Linked DNA regions of Homo sapiens: region 2 is linked to region 1. Evidence: chromatin loops called from intact Hi-C (ENCODE). Cell type or tissue: IMR-90. All regions are shown on one strand.

The links. A loop is a pair of places that touch in the nucleus more often than their neighbours do. Peaks named below come from ENCODE experiments on the same cell type or tissue, not always from the same donor. Only the 100,000 strongest peaks of a DNase experiment are listed, where the experiment ranks them.
Region 2: a loop joins it to region 1, with 4 times the contacts of the local background. A loop is called at or near these places in 6 of 110 quality-filtered maps.

What each region holds. Positions count from the first base shown.
Region 1 is chr1:228,222,707-228,230,706 of GRCh38, reverse strand. OBSCN (obscurin, cytoskeletal calmodulin and titin-interacting RhoGEF) reads right to left here. Exons shown (of 116, transcript NM_001386125.1): 10 at 5,973-6,248. Among named protein-coding and RNA genes, the nearest start is that of OBSCN-AS1, 13 kb to the right of the region's middle. In IMR-90, a CTCF peak has its summit at 3,288 (motif pointing left); DNase peaks (open chromatin) are centred at 1,756, 2,046 and 3,046; H3K27ac peaks cover 2,949 bases.
Region 2 is chr1:228,374,171-228,382,170 of GRCh38, reverse strand. OBSCN (obscurin, cytoskeletal calmodulin and titin-interacting RhoGEF) reads right to left here. Exons shown (of 116, transcript NM_001386125.1): 107 at 7,747-7,857; 108 at 7,419-7,586; 109 at 6,347-6,469; 110 at 5,993-6,163; 111 at 5,297-5,378; 112 at 4,880-5,119; 113 at 4,459-4,682; 114 at 4,165-4,240; 115 at 3,751-3,900; 116 at 3,295-3,553. The coding sequence ends at 3,376. Among named protein-coding and RNA genes, the nearest start is that of TRIM11-AS1, 16 kb to the left of the region's middle. RefSeq lists an enhancer at 3,504-3,573. In IMR-90, a CTCF peak has its summit at 3,452; DNase peaks (open chromatin) are centred at 3,530 and 7,090; H3K4me3 peaks cover 756 bases; H3K27ac peaks cover 1,273 bases.

The DNA.
Region 1 (8,000 bases):
ACAGAAAATCCTCAGGAATCCACAAAAGAAATATTAGAGCTAATCAACAAGTTCAACAAGGTTGCAGGATAAAAGACCAATATACAAAAGTCAATTCTCTTTCTGTACCTTAGCAATGGCACTCCAAAACTGAAATTATGAAAACAGTTCCATGGACAGTAGCATCCAAAGTATTAACTACTTAGCAATAAATTTACAAAGGAACTGCAAACTTTATATGTTGACAATTAGAAAACACCATTGAAAGAAATCTTAAAAGACCCAGATAAATAGAAATGTATCCCATACTCATGGATTAGAAGAAACAGCAATACTCTCCAAATCGATCTACACATTCAATGCAAACCCTATCAAAATCCCACCTACCTTTTTTCCAAAATTTGAAAAGCTGATTCTAAAATTCATATGGAAATGCAGTAGACCTTGAATAGCCAAAACAATCTTGAAAACACACAAAGTTGGAAAACTCACACTTTCTAATTTCAAAACTTACTACAAAGATATGGTAATTAAGACTGTGGTATTAACATAAGGATAAACTTAGAAATCAATGGAACAGAATTGAGAATCCAGAAATAAACCCTTTACATTTATGGTCAAGGGTGCCAAGAAAATTCAATGGAGAAAAATGTCTTCAACAAATGATGCTAGGACAGCTGCATTTCCACATGCAAATGATGAAGTTGGACCACTATTTCACATCATATTCAAAAATTAACTTAAAATGGATCAAAGCCCTAAATGTAACAGCTAAAATTACTAAAATCTTAGAAGAAAACAGAGGTGTATATCTCGTGACCTTGGATTGGGCAATGATTTCTTAGAAATGACACCTAACACACAAGCAACAAAAGAGGATAAATTAAGCTTTATTTAAAAAAAAATTTTTTTTTAGACAGGGTCTCACTCTGTTGCCCAGGCTGGAGTAAAGTGGTGCAATCACAGCTCACTGCAGCTTCAGTCTCCTGGGCTCAAGCAATCCTCCCACCTCAGCCTCCCAAGTAGGTGGGATTACAGGCACACATCACTATGTCCAGCCTAAACTTTATCAAAATTAAAACCTTCATGCAGCAAAAGACATAATCAAAAAAAAAGAAAGAAAATATTTGCAAATCATTTATCTAAAAAAAAGGTCTAGCATCATGGCTAGACATGGTAGCTCACGCCTATAATCCCAGCACTTTGGGAGGCTGAGGTGGATGGATCACTTGAGGTGAGGAGTTCAAGACCAGCATGGTGAAACCCCATCTCTACTAAAAATACAAAAATTAGCTGGGTGTGGTGGTGCACACCTGTAGTCCCAGCTCCTCAGGAGGCTGAGATGGGAGGATTGCTTGATCCCAGGAGTTCAATGCTACAGTGAACCATGATCACACCGTTGCATTCCAGCCTGGGCAATAGAGTGAGACCCTGTCTCTAAAAAAAGAATAAATAAAATATAAATAAATAAAAACAAGAAGAGTTGGTGAGGATGTAGAGAAACTGGAACCTTCATACATTGCTGATTGAAGAATGTAAAATGGTGCAGCCACTCTAGAAAACAGTCTGACAGTTCCTCACTAAGGTAAATAATATTATCGTATGACCTGGCAACCCTACTCTTTAGGTATCTACTCAAGAGAACTGACAACATACATTCACACAAAGCCTGCATACAAACGTTTATAGCAGCATTATGTATAGTTGCCAGAGTGGCAACAGTTCAAATGCCTGTCCACTGATGCATAGATAAACAAAATGTGATCTGTTCATACAATGGAATGTGACTCAGCTATGAAAAGGAAGTACTGATACATGTTACAACATCATGAGCCTTGAAAACATCATGCCCAGTAAAAAAAAGACAGACATAAAAGGCCACATATTATATGATTCTGTTTAAATGAAATGTCCGGAACAGGCAAATCCAGGGAGACAAAAAGCACATTAGTGGTTGCTAAGTGCTGAGGAGAAGGGGAATGGGGAGTGACTATGAAGGGGCATAGAGTTTCTTTTAGGGTTGATGAAAATGTTCTGGAATTAGACTGTGGTGTGGTTACGCAACCTAAAAACCACCAAATCGTACACTGTAAAAGGGTGAATTTTATGTTACTTGAATTACGTACTCTAAAAAATCAGTCAGGTCCGGTACAGTGGTTCATTCCTGTAATCTCAGCACTTTGGGAAGCTGAGGTGGGAGGATTGCTTGAGCCCAGAAGTTTGAGATCAGCCTGGGCAACATAGCAAGACCCCATCTCTACAAACAAAAAATTGAGAAAATTAGCCAGGTATGGTGGCACGTGCCTGTAGTTCCAGCTACTCAGGAGGCTGAGGCGGGAGGACTGCTTGAGCCCAGGCGGTCGAGGCTGCAGTGAGTCATGGTCACACCACTGCACTCCAGTCTGGGTGACAGAGCAGGACCCTGTCTCAAAAACCAAACAAATGAAAAGGTGCCAGCAGGTTCAGCTGCCTGGTGAGGGCTGCTCTCTGCTTCCAAGACAGCACATTATTGCTGTGTCTCACATGCGAGACAGGATGGAAGTGGTGAACTTGCCCTTTTATAATCTAGGGGTACTCATCCATTCGCGAGGGTGGAGCCTTCGACGCCTAATCACCTCCCAAAGGCCCCCTCTTAATACTGTTGCTCAGGGGACTAAGTTTCAACATAAACTGTGGAGGGGACACAACATTCCACGAACAGCAGATAGGCGTGATACAATATGTTAAGAAGTCAATTTAACAAAAGCACTTACACAGAGAACACGCTAGCCTGCCAGTCCTGCCTTTGGGGTAAAACCCTGAGAGCATCACAAAACCTAGCTCCCACATTCTCACTGCTATGGTTGGAATGTCTGTGGCCCCCAAAATTCCCACGTTGAAATCCTTATCCCCAAGGTCATGGTGTTAGGAGGAGGAGCCTTTAGGAATCACTTGGGTCATGAATGAGATCAATGCCCTTATAAAAGAGACCTCAAAAGCTCCCTCACCCCTTCCACTGTGAAGACTCAGTTAGAAGGCACCGTCTATGAAACAGGAAGCGGCCTCACCAGACACGGAATCTGCTGGCACCTTGCTCTTGGACTTCTGACCTCCAGAGCTGCAAGCAGCACACTTCACACTTCCGTGGTTCCTGAGCCACCCAGGCTATGGTGTTCTGCTCTAGCAGCCCTCATGGACCCAGGCACTTGCTGAACGTCAGCATTCCTCTGTGTGGCCACACAGGACCCCTGGCCCACGCTGCAGACATTGTCTGCTTCTCTCCCTGGAGCACAAATGTGACAGAGCCCGCAGATGTGCAAGCCTGGGCCCCCTAGTGTCTGAGTCGTGTGTCACCCTAGGGATAAAAACAGCAGCAGGAAGATGGGATAAAGCAATTAGTGCACCCCTGCCAAGCACCATCTCATGTTAATCCCCTCTCCTGCCCTAAGAGCTGGGTGCACTTTGGGATCCGCATTTTACAGACAGGGAAACAGGCTGGATGAGCCACTGCCACTGACACCTTTCCAGACACCCTGGTGCCCACTCTGCTGGCAGCTAGTGCCTCTGAGCTCCTGCAGCCTGGCACACCTCTGTCCCCTCCCACCCTGCACCACGGCCCTCTGGGGTGAAGGCTAGCCAGTGTCTACACCACCAAGCTGGCCCTGCCCTCCTTCCTTGACCTATTTATCCCCCAAAACCCAATCCCAGCAGCTATAATTCACAGTGCCCTACACAAGCACAGTCCCCAGATGCCACAATCATGAATCCCATGTTACAGATGAGGAAACTGAGGCACAGAGAGGCCAACTGTCTGAGTTTCTGGGGGCTGCCGTAAGAGCTCACCATAAGCTAAGTGGCTCAGAATGACAGAAAATCATCCTCTTACAGTTCTGGAGGCCAGAAATCTGAGATCAAGGTGTAGCAGGGCTGTGCTCCCTCAGGAGGCTCTAGGGGAGGACCCACCCTGCCTCTCCCAGCTCCTGGGGGCTCCCGGAGTCTCTGGGCTTGTGGCCGCATCACTCCAGAGTCAGCCTCCATCTCCCATGGTTGCCTCCTCTGTGTGTGTCTCCCGGTCTGCCTAAGGACAGTGTCACTGGATTCAGGGCCCACCCTAGTCCATGACCTCATCACAAGGTGCTTTACTTAATTACATCTGCAAAGACCCTGTTTCCAAATGAGGCCCCATTCTGAGGTTCTAGGTGGATGTGAATTTGGGGATGATACAACATCAACAACTCACCCAAGGTCACTCAGCAGACAGACAGGAATGAGACACACGTGGCAGTATGACCCCACACATGCACCGATCCTACCGCCAGCCTGCCTCAGAAAGGGGTGGAAACCCAGGCTGTGGGGTATGGGCTGTGGGGCCAGTCCCAGGCCAGCTTCTCCCATCCCAGGTCCACCTCCTCCTCCTCTACGTCCCCCTGCCAAGGCTATAAGGCCATAGGCACATTCTCCAGGCTACCTGGAGCTGAGCAAGGTCTTGCAAGACCCCCACCAAGTCAGGGAGGCATGGGGGTTGGTGTACTCCCAACTTCAAGAAAAGTTTTTGTTTTCCAAACAGAAGAGACAGCCAGAAACATCCATAATGAGGGAGGCAGAATTCTAAGAATGCCCAAACACTAAATCTAGGTGCTGCTGTGAAGGAAGCCTGCAGATGGAATGAGGTCTCATATCAGTTGACTTTAAGTTCCTCGAAAGGATGATGACCTTGAGTGGGCTGGACCTAATCAGGTGAGGCCATAAATGGGAGGGGTCTCTTCCCTGGCAAAAGAGATTTGAAGTCTGAGAGTGACTTGACACAAGGGAGATTACCCATTACTGGCCTGACGATGAAGGCCACATGGCAAAGAATGAGGTGGCCTCTAGGATCTGACAGCAGCTCCCTGGCTGACAGCCAGCCAAGAAATAGGGCCTTGGACCCATGGGCTCACAGACCCACAATTGCAAGGAACTGAATTCTGCCAACAAATTGGGTAAGCTGGAAATAGGAACCAAGAGAACTAATCAGCAGGCACCTGACTTCAGCTTCTGAGACCCTGAACAGAGAACCCAGGCACGCCACGCCTGCACTTCTGACTTACAGAACTGTGAGCTACTCAGTGAGCATTGTTTCAAGCCACTAAGTTGGTGATAATTTGTTACAAAGCAGTTAAAAAAATAAGCAGAAAACAAAAAAACTAATACACACCCTTTCCACATCTTCCCATCTTGAACATGATGGCTGGAGCTATGGAAGCCACCTTGTGACCATGAGGCAAGCATTTGAAAGAAAAAGGTAACATGTTCAGGATGGCAGAGAATTAAACAGATCCCATGTCCTTATGATAGACTGTTAAAAAGGTTGTGATGAGTCAAGACACCCTGGGTGCACAATGTTCTACAACAGGACATGCCACTCCCCCACTGACAGTAGGGTCTACTTCTCTACACCCTAGTTCCTGCAGACTAAGCTGGCCTTATGCTTAGCTTTGAGCAACAGGACATGGGGGAAAGTAACACTCTGGGAGTCCTGAGAACCCAGCTTAACAAGCCTCATAGTTTCTACCATTCCCTAGGAAAAGAATCCAGTCACCATGGAAAGAAGTCCAAAAAGAGAGCAACCATGGAGGAATGAGGTTGCAGGCATGGAAATGAAGCCAGCTGACAGCACAAGAAGAGACAGGTCCATTGTCCTGGCCATCCCCCATCCACTGGAGCCATCCCAGCTTGGACCTCAGTCAGGTGCACCAATGAGGCCAGTCAGATCCCCCAGCCCCAGCCAACACCACATGAAATACAGATGAGCCACCCCTGCTGAGCCCTGACCAAATTCTCAACCTGCAGAATGGTGACAGGTAAACTGATCATTCTTTCAGGCCTCTAAGTTTGGAGTGATCTGTTACACAGCAGCAGATAATTAACTGAAACAGGCCCTCAGGAGGCCGCCAAGCACTGTCCCAGCCTACGCTGAAACACTGCCCCCAGACCTGCTCCCATGAGATGCTCAAATGTCTGCTCTATCAACTGACCTTTGACATCCAGATGGAAGGAGAGCCGCTGGCCCCCAGCCTCGCAGCTATACTCCCCGGCATCCGCCTGGCCTGCCTGCTGCACAACCAGCCTGCGCGTGCAGCCTGTGGCCTCCATGCACACTTTCGAGCTGGAGCTCAGCTTCTTCCCATCCTTGTACCACGTCACCTCCGTCTGGGCCTGGGCCACCTCGCAGCTCAGTGTGGCACTGGCTCCTGCCTCTGCCTGCAGCTTCCTGCGTGCCAGCTGCTCCTTAGCAAACACCACCTTGGGCTCTGGGGATGGACAGGGAAGGATGCACAGTCAGAGACTCCAGAGCACAGAAACTAAAGTTTCAGATGCAGAGGCTGCTCAGGCTGGAGCCCACTGATGACGGGCTGTCTGTGGCCCATGAACAGTGGCCTCACCAACCGCCAGCCGGACATGGGTTTGAGCAAAAGAGAATGCATATTGGAAGCTTCAAGCATCAGCATGGGGAAGAACTTCCCAAGGCCCATCAGCAACATGCAGCAGATACTCTGGAGTCCAAACATTCCACAACACCTTAGAGAAAAGCACCACCCTGGCAGAGTGCCCCTTTGAAAGGAAAAGCTGCTGATACTGTGTGAAATGCCCACATCACGCCCTCAGCACTTACGAAAACTCTGCCTGAGAACCCAGAAAGCCTGGAGAAATAGCAAACACAAACACCCTCTTGGGTTCACGCTGAAAATCACAGGAGATGTGGGAACCTCTCTCCCACAAAACCATGACCCAAACAGACCATCCCCCGGCCACTTCTCCCCTGGTTTGCACTAAAGCCAGAGTTGCCCTATACCTGTCTGGGGTTTCCCTCAACACAAAGAGGAAACTCATACATCGAAAAATTGCTTATGAGGCCGGGCACAGTGGCTCACGCCTGTAATCCTGGCACTTTGGGAGGGCAAGCTAGGTGGATTGCTTGAGCCCAGGAGTTCAAGACCAGCCAAGACAACATTGTGAGACCCTGTCTCTACAAAAAATTAAAAAATTTGCTAAGCATGGTGGTATGCGAGTACCCAGCTCCTCAGGAGGCTGAGGCGGGAGGATTGCTTGAGCCTGAGAGGTCAAAGTTGCAGTAAGCCATGACTGCACCACTGCACTCCAGCCTGGGCAACAGAACAAATTCCTGTCTCTAAAAACAAAAATCTCTTATGCTACCTCTTAACTAGGATAACATGTACGCACAGTGATATGCACAAACATGTATGCACAGTGATATGCACAGATCTGGTGCACAATTCTATGAGTTCTGACAGCTATCTGCACCTGTGTAACCCACACCCCACACCCACACAGCTCCCAGCTGCCTCCCCCACAAAAGCGACCACCATTCTCATTCCTAACCGTAGAACCTGTCTTCGAACTCTGAATAAATGAAATCAGAACAGTTTTCTCTTTAGGTGCTATCTGTGCCCATTAACTAGCTACAAATACACATGCAGACAAAATAGTATTAAAAACTAGAATACCACAATAAAAAATAAGCTAAAACACACCAAAACACACCATGCCCTACCCCTCCACCTGTCCCCACACCCTACTTGGCTCTGCAGAAACTCCAGTTTAAAGTCCCTTCATTTTTCCCCTGGGTTCTGCCTTCCTATTTCTAAACAATATGTACATGCTATTGATCAGTGGGTAAGAAAGAATACGCAGAAAATAAAGAAAAAACCAATACAATGAACACCCACACACTCCCCACCTGCTAAAGAAAGAAGAACGCCATCACCACTAGTTCCCAGCCCCTCAGAGGTAACCCCAGCCTGAATCCTGGTTTTGGAATCTCCTTTTATTATCTCAGTACGTGTGTTTATTGAGGGTGAATGTGCAAGTCAGGCTGCTCTGCTCAACCGTTTACCCACTGTGTGACCTTGGACAAAGTGACTTCACCTCTGTGCGTCGACTTCCTGCTGTCTGAAATAGAATGACCAAGGATTCACACAGGTGAGGTGTGTGGCACGCTAAGAAGAGCATCTCCGGAGATTCCAGGCAGGAGACAAACCACA
Region 2 (8,000 bases), 150 kb before region 1:
CCACTGCACTCCAGCCTGGGCAACAGAGCAAGACTCTGTCTCAAAAAAAAAAAAAAAAGAACTGTATACTTGAAAATGGTTGAATGATAAATGTTATGTGTATTTTATCACAGCTTAAAACTTTTTTAACAACTTTTGCCCTGTGAAAGACCCTGTTAAGGTGAGGTGGCTCACGCCTGTAATCCCAGCACTTTGGGAGGCTGAGGTGGGAAAATCTCTTGAGCCCAGGAGTTTGAGACCAGCCTGGGCAACATAGTGAGACCCCATCTCTAAAAAAAAAAAAAAAAAAAGTAAATTAGCCAGATGTGATGGCATACACCTTTAGTTCCAGCTACTCAGGAGCCTGAGGTGGGAGGATTTCTTGAGCCCAGGAGTTCAAGACTGCAATGGGCCATGGTTGTGCCACTGCACTCCAGCCTGGGCAACAGACTGAAATGCTGCCTCAAAAAAGACAAAAGGCTCTGTTAGGAGGAAGAAAAGACAAGCCCAAAAGTGGGAGAACATATTTGAAAACCACATATATGGCAAATGGCTGGTCTCCAGAATATACACAGAACTCTTCATCCTCAACATTTAAGTAAACAAACCATCTGGTTAGAAAATGGGCAAAAGACATGAATGGATATTTCACCCATGAGGATATAAAGCTGGCCAATGAAATGACAACACGACGCAGCCATTGCATTCTTGGGCATTTATCCTAGAGTAATAAAGATTTACAGTCACACAGCAACCTGTGTACATGAATGATTATAGCAGCTTTATTTGTAATTGCCCAAAACTGGGAATGACCCAAATGTCCTTCAATGGATAAGTGGTTAAACAAACAGTGGTGCATCCGTAACATGGAATATTCTGCAGCAATACAAAGGAATGAACTATTGACACATACAGCAGTCTTCATGAATTTCCAGAGATGTCAGGCAAAAGATACCACATATAGGATTATTCCATTTATAGAACGTTCCTAAAATGACAAAGTTATATTAGTGCAGAACAAATTGTTGGGTGCCAGGGTTAAGGAGTGTTACTGTGGGAGGAAAGTGGATGTGGTTATTTTTATGCCTTTTTGGGCAGCATAAGGGTTTCCTCGAGATGGAAATGTTCTCTGTCTTGACTGTACCAGTCTTAATGGTCGTCATATTGTACTACAGTTTTGTGAGATGTCAGTGATGGGGCTCAGAATGCAATACCCCAAATTACGGCACCTTGGCATGCTGAGTATCTCAAGCTGAAGGAAATTGTGTCTCTCTGACCGTCTCCTGCTTTTCTGCCTTGAAGGAAGCCATAAGAGAATTCTCTGACCTACCTCCCCCAAAAGCGGGTCATAGGATCCTCATTCCAGAGGCCAAGAAGAATCTGAACAAACGGGCCTTGGCAAGTTGCCCCCAGTTTATTACCATTAAGTTGCACCTGCTTTTTGTCTAAGCATATTTTTACATGACTGTTCATTCTTCATCAAACCCAAGCATAAAAAATAGACAGATTTGCCTGTTTCTTTGGGTTTTTGTTTCTGAAGGCTCACTTGTCACATAAAACCTTTTGTTAAATAGATGTGTGTCATGCTTTATCTTATTAACCTGTCTTTGTGATTGGGGCCATACGTGCAAGGTTCATCCATGCGCCTTGCAATGGGTGAGGAAAAGATACTACCTTCCCCCCCACCCCGCCCTGACATCAGTGTCCTGGGAAAGTGAGTGCACGGTGCCTGTACCCTTTGTGATGCATTGAGTGGTGACATGCTGACTCTCAGGAGGTCGTAAAGGAGGAGGAAGGTAAAGTCAGAGGCAGTGTGGGGGCAGAGGGAGTGAGGGCAGTCAGTTCAAGTTAGAAGATGTTTGTTTTCTTTTTAGAGACAGGGTCTTGCTCTGTGGTCCAGGCTAGAGTGCAGTGGCACAATCACAGCTCACTGCAGCCTTGACCTCTGGGCTCACCTCCCGAGTAGCTGGTACCATGCTGGTGGCATGCACCACCATGCCAAGCTAATTTTTTATTTTTTGTAGAGACAAGAGTCTCCCTATTATTGCCCAGGCTTGTCTTGAACTCCTGGGCTCCAGTGATCCTCCTACCTCAGCCTCCCAAAGTGCTGGGATTACAGGTGTGAGCCACTGTGCCTGGCCGATGCTTGGATTTTGATTCAAAGTGTCCTGGGCTCAGTAAGATTTCAGGGGAGGTGTTCAGCATTTGGACATTGCAGAATGGACCCATCAGCATGTGGTCGTCATTGGGCCCCTGAGATGAGCTGAGAATCAGGAGGGTAGAGACTGCTGTCTACACCCTGCAGCCCCAGCCCCCCAGGAACGAAGCTGTCGTCCAACGTCAGCCTTGTTGCTGGGGACAGTGGAGATCATATCCCCACCCCGGGAACCCTGGGGCTGCTCGAGAAGAGGATGCTATGAAGAGCTGACTGTTTTGGTGATTAAAAGGAGTGTTTAAAACAACCGGGCCTCATTCTGGGTTGCATGCTGTCAGAGAGAGCCAGGACAACTCCATCACTGGATGTCCCCATAAATCTAAGCTGGCCAGGAATCAGCATGACCCATTTTAGCCAAGAGGGGTCGGTTAGCCTCCTCTCCATCTATGCTTAGACATAGGTATGAGGGGCCTGGCCTTGTGTCTGAGGGACCTCTGCAAAAGGTTTTATGTGCAAGAGGAGAAGGCCCTCCCTGCCAGCTCCCAGGTCTCCTGGGCTGCACCTATCTCAAGTTCCCTTTCCCACGTCAAAGAATAGGAGAAAGGACATTCAGCAGCGTTTGAGAGACAACGCGCGCACCCCACGGCCCAGGCTTCCTGCACTCCTGGCAAGGGGCAGGGCGGGGCTCGGCCAGCGTAGTCATTGCCCATGGAATCTCAAACACTGGGTTGCTTTTCACCGAGGCCACGCGCCAGCGACTCTGAAGCCTCCTCTCCTCCAGCGGATCGTGGCCCGCGGCTTCTCGCCCTCGCTTGCACGCTTTGCCCAAGAACTCTTCCCGGGGCAGAGAAGTTGTGGAAACAAGCGGCTGGCCCGACGGCGGAGAAAGCGGGCTGCGGGGCTGCAGGTCAGCGTGATGGAAGAGAGGAAGGCGCACGGCGGGTGGAATAAACGCGCATGGGTGTGAGGACGGAGACGCCCCGAGGGGCTGAACGCGCGGAGCATCGGAGTGAGGGAGCGACCCCTAAGGACGCCTTCTAAGGGGCTCACAGGCCCAAACACAGCGGGGCAGCCTGATCGGCGCCCCAGCCAGAAAGGCGGGGACAGAGCCCTCACTCCCTCTCCTCCCCAAAAGAAAATAATGCAACGAGACGGAAGACTTCTCGCCCGGCTGTGCGTTTTTATTGGCGCGTCTGCAGCGACCCCCAGCGGGGAGACCAAGGGTGTGGCCGGGGCGACCCTCAGCGCACCTGGGCCAGGTTGTGCCTCTTGTACAGCAGCGCGCGTCTCTTCTCGCGATTGCGCACGAAGACGCGCAGCCGCGCGGTAGGGAAGGTCACGGGCGCGGGCCGCGAACAGGCCGGGCCCTCCTCTGTTAGCCACGGGCACTGCAGGCAGCTGGACGCGCAGGGCCGGCCCCTGGGACGGACATAGGCTCAGCACGTGGCCCAGCGGCGGGAGGGGTGTGGGGAAGGCAAGTGGAAAAGGGGAGAGGGGGAAGGGAGAGTACCGAGGGGAAAGGGAGTGGGGGGGCGGGGCGGGGCGGGACGGAAGGAGGAGGGGGCGGGACGGGAGGAGGGGGCGGGGAGAAGGAGGAGGAGAGGGGCGCGCCTTACCAGGGCTGGGCGCACAGAGTGCTGCGCAGGAAGGCCACGGCGCCCCCGGACAGCCCCGCGTAGCAGCGGCTCAGCCGGACCAGCCCCTTGCGCAGTCCTCTCTGCAGGTCGCGTGCACCCTCGCTGCTCACCGGGTACTCGGCGCTCAGCCTGCGCAGGTGGCGGGTGCACGGGCCCTGAGGTCACCCTCCTTGGGTAGACCAGGGCGGAGGGGGAGGGGATGCAGGAGCACTGAGGTCACCCTCGGGTGGCCGGTGCAGGGGCCGTGAGGTCATCCTCGGGTGGACGAGGGTGCAGGGGCCGTGAGGTCACCCTCAGGTGGACGGGGGTGCAGGGGCCCTGAGGTCACCCTCGGGTGGAGGGGGGAGACTGCCCCGCCCACCTAGCAACCCCCAGACAGGTTGGAGGACTCACATGATGAAGGCTGTCACACCGATGGCCCAGATGTCTGTCTGTGGAACAGCCCCCTGGCCCTCCAGGAGCTCTGGAGCTGGGAGGGGCACATGTGGTTGGGCTCAGGTGGAGGGACACAGGTGGTGGGCATGAGTGAGTGGTCCCAGGTGGGATAGGTGGGGCACAGGTGTGTGGGCCAGGTGTGTGGCTGAGTGGGTGGCAGTGGAGCTGGGAGAGAGGACAGCACTGGAGGAGAGGGGGCTTCTTCCTGCCCCCCGCCCCAGGTGAGGTCCCCCCAACTGTCCACACACGCACCCATGGTCTCTAGGTAGTCCTTGAACTTGTCTGAGGGCAGCACCTTCTCCTGGCTGAGGCTCTGTGCATTGCCCAGGTCCACGACCTTGAGCAGGTTGTATTCGGTGATGATCATGTTCTCGGACCTCAGGTCCAGGTGCAGGATGTGCTGGTTGTGCAGGTACTGGGTGGCACTCAACATCTGCCACAGGTAGTCCTTCACCTCGGATTCTGAGTAGGAGGCCCTGGGGGGCAGAAGCTGCTCAGCCCAGGCTCCGGGGTGGGGGCCACCAGGGCCAGGGCTGAGACTACTCCCCGTGGACTGGGAGGGGCACTGGCTGTGCAGAGGGGCCTGGTCCTCCAGCCCCACCCCAGAGGCCTGGGTCCATCAGTCCATCAGTCCGTCCATCAGCTCAACCACACCACCCCAGGCCACCCTCACCTCTCGGCCAGGCAGGGGAGCAGCTCGGGCCCAGAGCACAGCTCCAAGATGAGCACCAGGTGCCGGGGGCTGAGGTAGGCTGCGTGCAGCTGGGCCAGGTGCGGGTGGCGCAGGCCCTTGAGGGCCTCGTATTCGCGCAGCACTGCTGTCTTGTCCTTGGGGTGGTAGGGGATGATCTTGGCGGCCAGCGCCCGCCCGCTGGCCTTCTCCCAGCATTGCCGCACCACGCTGAAGCGGCCCCTGCTCAAGGGGACAGCGGTCAGGCTGGTGGGTGGTCCCCTCCCATTCCCCGATTCCCAACACTCAGAGCAGCAGGAGCCCAGTTCAGCGAGATGGTGGGTGTGGGGGCATGGGTGGTCAACAAGGGGGGGTCCAGGCCCTGGCCCCACCCGCCTGCAGCCCCCCAGGCCACTGCACCTCTGGATCTGTGTCTGGAATGCGAAGGTCTTTGTGCTGGGCAGGGGTTGGGCTGACCGCCCCTGGCTCTCCTCCTCAGAGGCTGTGGGAGGAGGGGCAGATGATAAGAGGGGGTGAAGAGGGCATCCCCACAGCCCCAGCTCTCCCCACGTCTCCCATCACCCCTTCCCAGGCACCTTGACAGCTGGGACTTTGAGTTACGCACTCCCACCTCTTGTTCCTCAGGTTCTGGGGGTATGGGGACAGGGAGGGGGTACAGCAAGCAGTGAGAGGCAACCTGAGTGAGGGTGTGTGTGAGGGCTGCAGGGGCATTTGAGAATGGACCACCCATAGCAATCATGCCCTCTCTTCCTCCCTTGAGCCCAGGGCAGACATTACTAATCAACCCTAGCATTCCTCCACCAAAGCTAGAGGCAGCACAGGCCAGTCACTACCAACTCTCACTACCAACACTCAGAATGAAGCAGAATGGACTTGTGTGCTCGTCAATGAGTGCATGGGAGTGTAGGTGAGTGAAGGGGGGGCCTGGGGGTGAGGCGGCCCCTAAAGTGTGTAGGCCTCGAATGCCAAGCCCAGGAGCAGCTGTCTCCCCAGAAGGAAGTGGACAGCTATGGAGACCCTGCACAGGAGGGAGCGTAATCTGGGTCTTCTAGCTGCTGTTCCCACCCTCCAAGCCCCGAGTGTGGTGTGGCTCACCCAGGTGGCTGGGCCCTCCCAGGAGGACTTGCTCCGAGGGGCTGCTGTAGGGACCCATTCCTGCCTTGCTGACACATGCCGTGCGGAAGGTGTAGGTGCCACCCCGGGAGAGCTTGCTGGTCAGGTAGCAGCAGTCAAAGATGTCGGAGGCCAGTGTGGTCCAGCTGCCGCCTGGCCACACAGGAGCACGTGAGGGGCCACTGAGGCCTCCACACACCACGTCAGTGGGGGTGGAGAAACCCTTCCCTGAGGCCACCCATGGGAACACAGCAGGCCAGGCATCTCCCCAAGGGCCCCTAGACATGGCTCCCGGGAGGGGTGGCCGGAGCCTCGGGTACAGGGGCCACCTCATACCTTCTAGGCTGCACTGCACAATGTAGGTCACAGGGCCGTAGGATTCCACGGGCTTCCAGACCAGCAGCACCCCATCCGCGTACACCTCCCCGATATCCGGGCATGGCGAAGATGAGGGGCGCTCTGCAAGGCACTGCCCAATGGTCAGTGACTCCAGGGTGGGCACCCAGCCTCCAGGGGCCAATATCTGGCTGGCGCCTGCCTCACCCTGGCAGCCACCAGGGCTCTGGAGCCCACCCTCCCTGGTCCTGTTCATTCAGGGTCCAGTCACAGTGAGGAATGGTAGGAGGGGCCTCTCCTGGCGAGGGGCTGGGGAGGTGTCTGCCCTGCCAGATCCCACTCCTGGGCTGGCCCATCCACCTGGGTGTGACCAGAACCCTGTGCAGGGGCCGAGCCTCTGGTCAGAAGGGCCCTTGGTGGGGCTGCTGGGCTTCACTGGGTTGCCCTGCACAGGTTCAAGCAGGCCGGCCCACTCTGGGCATTGGGCCAGGGGTCCCAGAGCTAGGCCTGTAGCCCCCATCCTGACCACCTCAGAAACACGCCCCAGGGAACTGTGTTGTGCTTGTAACTCGACTTTGATTGAGGCATGGAACGGGAAGCAGCCCACTCCTGCATAGGCTGGAGGGATGGGCATGGAAGGAACGTGGGAAGATGGTGCAATGGGTCATGCGCCCGAGAAACTCAGTTCTCCCGGCAAGTGGCCAATGGGATGGGCTTTCTCCCTGGCAGGGAGCGTGGATGAACAGGCTTCCTTCCAAGCCCTGTAACGTCAGCAGCTGCGTCCGGCCATCCTTCCCAAGGCTGGTTGTTTCTGCTGGGACCAGCTCAGGGCCTCCTGCCAGCCCAAGGCAGCCTGGGCGGTCAGAACTCTGTGTTGACCTTCTCAGGCCTCCTGCAGCCCTGGCCATGTGTGGTGCCTGGCCCCATAGGGATGTGGGCTGCTCAGGGTCAGGGAGCGGATGCCTCAGCGGCCAATGCACGGGCCCGGAAGCATTCCACGCAGGATGAGGCTTCCCAGCAGCCCCAGCCCAGCCTCCCTGGCCTGGTGGGACCCCCAGTGTGGCCCACGTACCTGCCTTCCGGAGGACGCCCGTGGTGGTCACTGTCCCCAGCGCATTGCTCACGCTGCAGGTGTACACACCCAGGTCCTCAGCCACCACCACCAGGATGGTCAGAAGCTGGAAGTTCTTGAGGGTGGCAGAGATGAGGACACGGCTGCTGCTCTCCAGGGGGGCTCCGTCTGCAAAAGGACAGAGCAAGCCTCATGCCACAGCCAGGCCTCACACCTCTCCCTGGGCCTCAGTTTTCCTCCAGACAGCGAGGCATCCCGTGGGGCCAGCTCACAGGATGGCCACTCACCCGATTTCACACAGCCCCCAGCCCCTGGGACAGCTTCTTACCTTTGCTCCAGGTGGCCTGGGCAGCTGGCTGGGCTGACACCTGGCAGGCCAGTGTCACTGACTGGCCCAGGACCACAGTCTCATCTGAGAGCTCCCTTAGGAATGTCGGCGCTGAGGAGGGAGGGTGAGGTCAGCCTTCAGGGGTGACCTCCAGGCCCCAGAGCATGGCCTGGACCCTGGAGACACCAGGAGGAGCCCTGCCCCACCACTGCCAACTCCCCAGCCTGGCCCATCTGTACCACCATCACCTCCTC